Regions from separate parts of the Homo sapiens genome. Here region 1 is linked to region 2. Evidence: chromatin contacts called from ENCODE Hi-C or POLR2A ChIA-PET data. All regions are on one chromosome and are shown on one strand. Each heading gives the region's core, a stretch centred on a gene start or an enhancer-like site at or near the end of the contact. The rest is flanking DNA. Distances are from core to core; before and after follow the strand shown.

Region 1 (3,001 bases), core at 292-2,791, 460 kb after region 2:
CGTCGGAGGCCCGCTCAGTGTTGATTGGGAAGTAAGGCCTCTTCGAGGGCTACCGTGGACTTCCCAGGGAAGGGCCTGGACTTCTTTCCTTTTCTTCTGAGTTTTAGCTTAAGGGAGGGCCACCTCCTCATGCAGGCCTCTGCATCTCTTCCCCAGGACCTCAAGCTGCTCTTACCTGAAAGGATGCAGACTGGAGCCTCTGTGCTTGAGGCGGCCTTTGTGCTGGGTGTGGTAGCTGTAACAGACCCCCCCAGCCCCAGGCTTCAGGAGTGGCTCAGAGGGCTCCGCTGGCAGGTGCAAGCTGTGATTTCTGGGACTCCCATGTGTTGCTGCTGCCCCACCCCTGTCCCTCCTTCTGGGGTGGTGGTGGGTAGGGCATGACCCTATCCTCAGGGCAGCAGGTGCCTGCCTGAGTGGCTTCTTTCTCCAAGCATGAGCCAGGACTCTGCCTGGACTTTTGCTAGACTTTAGCAGGTTGGGTTAATTGTAATTTAGCCACGACTAGAAGCTGGGCCTGGCTTTAGGTGCATCAGCCTCAGCATCCTTTTTCCTTTCTTTTTTGATGGTTAATTTTACATGTCAAAGCCTCAGCATCTTGAGGTTGGTTCCCTCACCACCCTGCCTACTCACACTTGGTCGGGGTCAACACAGGGAAGCCTGTGTTTTGCAACACTTTCTGGAAAGACAGCAGGGCTTCTACAGCTGTGCTGTCCAGTATGGTAGCCACTGGCCACAGGTGGCTACTTCAATTTGAATTAAGCAAAATAAAAAATTTGGCTCCTTAGTGACACTAGCCAAAATTTTAAGTATGCACCAGCCACGTGTGGTGTAGTGCAGATATAGCCCATTTCCGTCAGCACAGAATGTTCTATTAGAGCTGTTCTAGAGTTCAGTCCTTTGGGCCAGGGGACCCCTAAGCCGGGAACATGGACCTCAAACCACATGGGGGATTTCTGAAAGGGCAATCGGCAGAGGCACTTTTCCGGCCTGGAGCCGGCTCTGCGCAGCCAGCACGGGTCTCTTGCTAGCAGTACTGGAATCTGGGCGCCAGCCTGGCTGAGGAGCAGGTCCGTGTGCCACACTGGCTGACAACAGGGAGGTAAATTACGGATTTTTTTAATGCCATGAGGGGAGAAGATAAAGATAAAAATAAAAAATGAAAGGGGTCAATCACGAGAGGGGATGAACTGAACTGTCCTGTAGGAGAGTGGGGTCTTAGGGAGGTCCCTTTGCTACTGCCTCACCTGATTTTGTGACAGTCACATTCTTCTGGCCGCTTTTTCTTCAGGTGACCTCGGACTTCCCTCAGGTTCTTAATTTTGTTCTGCAGGGTTTCAATCTGAGGGAGGGGCAGAAGAGGAGGCCTTGAAACCTTCAAGGCTGGACAACAAAGACTTGGCCTGGTGACTGCCCCCACGCTGCCGTGTCTGTGCTCAGCAGCGGCAGCCTGCACTCCCCGGGCCCCAGGGCAAGCACCGGCATGTCTGGGTGGGGAGGAGGTACTTGTTCTGCCTGAAGGAAGCCCGCCTTCTCCTCCAGCCAGCCCTTGCAAGGGAACCGAGTCATTTTTCCGGCCTGGCCTGCGCAGGAACCCGCTGAGCCCACTGAGGCCTCCAGTGTCTCCCCTGGGTTTGATGAAAGGCCTCCTGTAGCGTAGACTTCTTGTAAGTCAAAAGGGGGACAACGTGGCTAAGCCATCGTCCCTCAGACGGCCTGGGCAGGAAGCTATCTGTCTCATGCTGGGACTGACACCTATCCCCGCGTTGAGGAATCTGTGGGGACCTCACTTCACCTCTCCAGCCTCTTCCCTGGGTCTGGCCTCACTGCCCTCCCACTGTGAACCGGGGGTCCTGCCAGGCCCGTGGTGGCCGAGAGCATGCTCCTCTCCCGCTCTCCACTCACCTCGTGGTCGATGTGCAGCTTGTGGTCTTTCCAGGCCTGCAGGGACTTGTACAGGTCCAGGTCACACTGGACTGTGTCGTTCTCTAGGATGTAGCACCTGCTTGAGAGAAGGGATCACGTGTGGCTCGGAGGTGGTGGAGGGGGAGCAGCCCAGGTGCCCAAGAGGTGTGGGAAGCCCTTGCCGAGGTCTGTCCTGTCCCCTTCACCCTCGACTTCCACCTGGACACTCACCGATGTGTCACTTTAATGGGGTTGGCGGCTGAATAGTCGGGAAGGCCTCCAGTGCCACTGAAGTCCCCACCATCCTTGTCATCTTGGTCCTCAGGGGCCCAAGAGGTGTGGGAAGCCCTTTGCCGAGGTCTGTCCTGTCCCCTTCACCCTCGACTTCCACCTGGACACTCACCGATGTGTCACTTTAATGGGGTTGGCGGCTGAGTAGTCGGGAAGGCCTCCAGTGCCACTGAAGTCCCCACCATCCTTGTCATCTTGGTCCTCAGGGGCCCCTGGCCAGTGCCGCTTGGTGAGGTTTCGGGGCTGGGCGGCATCACCCAGGCCTACGTGGTACACCCTGCCGTCCACCTCGATGGCCACTGAGCGGATGGAGCGACTGCGGACATAGCTGGCCTTGTACTCTGTGGGCATTAGAGGAGTGGCAGAGTTAGGGAGGCAGGAAAGGCTGGCCAGGCTCCCAGGGCAGTGGGTCCTTCATCAAGATAGGGCCGGGCTTCCAAGCATGAGGCTCAGCTTTGCCTGCGACTCGAGGGGTCGTGGAATCTACCCGCCTGCTCGCAGATCCTGGACCGCAGGGGAGGGCCTCGAGGTGATCACACCGGCAAGACGGAAGTCCTGGAGCCAAGAAGCCACTGACTCAAGAGGATTTCAAGCGAGAGCTGCTTGCGGGTAAACAAATGGCGGTACATCATCTGTACAACGGAATATGCGACCAGAACCAGGAGCGAGGTTCTGATTCACGCTAGAGCGTGGATGAATGTCAAAAGCAGGCGGAGTGAAACCAGCCAGACACAAAGCGGGCTCGTATTGTTACATTCTATTTATAGGAACTACCCAGAATAGGTAAATCTATAGCGGCAGAAAGAAG
Region 2 (3,358 bases), core at 425-2,924:
GATTTTTTGTATTTTTATTAGAGATGGAGTTTCACCATGTTGGTCAAGCTGGTCTCGAACTCCTAACCTCAGGTGATCCACATGCCTCAGCCTCCCAAAGTGCTGGGATTACAGGCGCGAGCCACCGCGCCCGGCCACCATGCTGTGTTTTCTCCCTGACACCCCGAAGTCAAGCATCGGTTGCCATTGATCCACACACCAGCCAGCTGTTATTCTCATAGTGGAGAAATATTTTTTCTGTCAAAAGTGGAAAAATAAAAACTAAACCAAAGGGCTTACATATTTCAAGAAAAGCAATGGTGGAACACGGTGGCTCACACCTGCAATCACAGTGCTTCGGGAGACTGAGGTGGGAGAATCATTTGAGCCCAGGAGTTTGAGACCAGGCCGGGCAATATAGTGAGACCCCCATCTCTACAAAAATAAATAAGTAACTGGGCGTAGTGGTGTGCACTTGTGGTCCCAGCCACTCGGGAGGCTGAGGCAGGAGGATGGCTTGAGCCCAGGAGGTCGAGGTTGTAGTGAGCTATGATTGTGCCACTTTGCAGTGAGCTATGATTGTGTCACTGCACTCCAGCCTGGGCAACAGAGGGAGACCCTGTCTCAAAAAAAAAAAAAAAGATTAAAAAAATGCACAGATTATTCAAACACGTGTTTTTGTTGTTATTGTTGTTGTTTGGTTTTTGGTTTTTTGAGACGAAGCTTCGTTCTTTCTCCCAGGCTGTAGTGAAGTGGCGCGATCTCGGCTCACTGCAACCTCCGCCTCCCAGGTTCAAACAATTTTCCTGCCTCAGCCTCTCAAGTAGCTGGAATTACAGGCACTCGCCACCACGCCCGGCTAATTTTTGTATTTTTAGTAGAGACTGTAATGCCTAAGCTTGTTTTTACTAACCTTGTTTTTAGACTCTCCCTCTTTCCTTTAATCACCTAGCCTTAGTTCCACCTTAATTGACTCTCCCTTAGCTAAGAGAGCCAGACAGACTCCATCTTGGCTCTTTCACTGGCAGCGCCTTCCTCAAGGACTTAACTTGTGCAAACTGACTCCCAGCACATCCAAGAATGCAATTCACTGATAAGATAATGTGGCGAGCAATATCCGCAGTTCCCAGGAATTCGCCTGATTGATAACGCCCAAAAAAAGCCCCGCGTCTATCACCTTGTAATAATCTTAAAGCCTCTGCACCTAGAACTGTTTACTTTCCTGTAACCATTTATCCTTTTAACTTTTTTGCCTACTTTATTTCTGTAAAATTGTTTTAACTAGACCCCCCCCCTTTCTAAACCAAAGTATAAAAGAAAATCTAGCCCCTTCTTCAAGGCCGAAAGAACTTTAAGCGTAAGCCATCTCTTAGCCGCCGGCTAAATAAACAGACTTAATTCGTCTCAAAAGTGTGGTGTTTTCTCTAACTCGCTCCCGTGCAACAAGACGGGGGTTTCACCATGTTGGCCAGGCTGGTCTCGAACTTCTGACCTCAGGTGATCCATCCACCTCGGCCTCCTAAAGTGCTAGGATTACAGGCGTGAGTCACCGCGCCTGGCCTCTAACATGTTTACTATACAAAGAAAGCATATCTATGTCAGTGTTACCCCAGCCTGTTTCCCTAGCTTATATCCCCTGCCTGGGTCCTGGGAGCAAACCCCAGCTGAACTCACTACCCTATGTCTACGTCTTGTCTCTTTTGTCCACAGTTGTGTCCCCAGCACCTGAAACACAGCCCAGTGAAGAGTAAGTCCCTAGTTAATAATTAACTTGTGGCTTTTATACAAAAGTTTCTCCAATGATGACAAAGATATAGTCATGGTTAAGAGCAGGCATTTTTTGGGCGGGGCGCGGTGGCTCACGCCTGTAATCCCAGCACTTTGGGAGGCCGAGGCGGGTGGATCACAAGGTCAGGAGTTGGAGACCAGCCTGGCTAACATGGTGAAACCCCGTCTCTACTAAAAATGCAAAAATTAGCCAGGCATGGTGGCTCATGCCTATAATCCCAGCTACTTGGGAGGCTGAGGCAGGAGAATCGCTTCAACCCGGAAGGCAGAGGTTGTGGTGAGCCAAAGTTGCGCCACTGCACTCCAGCCTGGACAACAAGAGCGAAACTCTGTCTCAAAAAAAAAAAAAAAAAAAAGAGCAGGCATTATTTGTGTCATTAGACTGGGTTCAAGTCCAGCTTCGGCTACGCACAAGCTGTGTAGCCTCAATCCCTCTGGACCTGATGTCCTTTGCTGCAAAATGCAGGTCATTAGGATGCAATGTGCAGAAATTGCCTGGAGCACAGGAGGTGCTGTGTATGTAAATGAAGTTTCCCTCTCGGGTTCATCAAAGTGAACCAAGGTCAGTACTCAGCTGTCTTAATAAAGCTTGTAGTACCCAACTGGCCCAGGCTTAGGCTATCTGTGGGACCAGGAAGGCCACAGTTTTCCATTAACACCACAATCTGAAAAGAGTGCCCTGGGCAGATTAGAGCCCTAGACCAGGTGGCAAAGCCACGGGTTTGATCCCTGGTCACATGTATGAGAACTGGCTTGTTCAACATCTGATCATTCTTCTGGGGTGGTTTTCTGAACTAAACTAAAAACCGGCTGGGCCCAGTGGCTCACACCTGTAACCACATTACTTTAGGAGGCCAAGATGGGAGGATCACTTAAGGCCAGGAGTTCTAGATCAGCCTGGCCTATAAGGTGAAAACCTGTCTTTACTGCAATTACCAAAATCAGCTGAGCATGATGGCACACGCCTATAATCCCAGCTACTCAGGAGGCTGAGGCACGGGAATCGCTTGAACCCGGGAGGCGGAGGTTGCAGTGAGCCGAGATCACGCCACTGCACTCCAGCCTGGGTAACAGAATGAGACTCTTGTCTCAAAAAAAAGAAAAACAACTTATTCCTCAGGCTCTATTCAGCCAGGCGTCTGATATATTCAAGGTTCCACCCATCAGCTGCATTTGGTACGGATTAAGTGGGGAGAAAAGTGACTGCACGTGGCGGTGTGGACCAGCCTAGGGCCAGCGTGGTTGTGGCCTCGGTGCATCTGTTTCTTTGCAGCCCAGTCCTGCACGGTGGCTTCGGTGGCTTCCTGGAAGCTCAGACCTCATGGCTTTCTTCAGCCCTCCATGTGAGTCCGGAAATACTGTTTTGGGGGTTTGTTTGTTTTTGTTGTTTTGTTTGTTTTTGTTCTTTTGTTTTGTGTTTGTTTGTTTTTTGAGACGGAGTCTAGCTCTGTCGCCCAGGCTGGAGTGCCATGGCATGATCTCGGTTCACTGAAACCTCTGTCTCCTGGGTTCAAGCGATTCTCCTGCCTCAGCCTCCCAAGTAGCTGGGATTACAGGTGCCTGCCACCACGCCCAGCTAATTTTTGTATTT

Evidence for each region. Hi-C counts contacts between places; a loop is a spot of excess contacts on that map. ChIA-PET counts read pairs that join two places held with the same protein, here RNA polymerase II (POLR2A). Pooled maps may share reads with other maps.
Region 1: a map of B cell shows a loop between it and region 2 (7-fold over the local background). The contact joins two enhancer-like sites. A Hi-C loop is called at or near these places in 4 of 168 maps with a recorded cell type or tissue (B cell, Caco-2, MCF 10A and 1 more), 3 of 37 single-sample maps with no recorded cell type and 12 of 50 pooled maps. POLR2A ChIA-PET finds 5 or more read pairs at or near these places in 3 of 52 experiments (Caco-2, WTC11 and activated T-cell).

The regions. Positions count from the first base shown.
Region 1 is chr20:47,663,955-47,666,955 of GRCh38, forward strand. SULF2 (sulfatase 2) reads right to left here. Exons shown (of 21, transcript NM_001387048.1): 12 at 2,306-2,534; 13 at 1,903-1,999; 14 at 1,245-1,339; 15 at 176-235. Among named protein-coding and RNA genes, the nearest start is that of SULF2, 120 kb to the right of the region's middle. RefSeq lists enhancers at 112-251, 282-331, 865-1,850, 1,851-2,834. Within about 2 kb of position 1,542, at least 2 of the 41 ENCODE cell types and tissues checked have a DNase peak (open chromatin) inside an H3K27ac peak, as active enhancers do.
Region 2 is chr20:47,199,062-47,202,419 of GRCh38, forward strand. No RefSeq gene overlaps it. Among named protein-coding and RNA genes, the nearest start is that of MIR3616, 34 kb to the left of the region's middle. RefSeq lists an enhancer at 2,583-2,632. Within about 2 kb of position 1,675, at least 3 of the 41 ENCODE cell types and tissues checked have a DNase peak (open chromatin) inside an H3K27ac peak, as active enhancers do.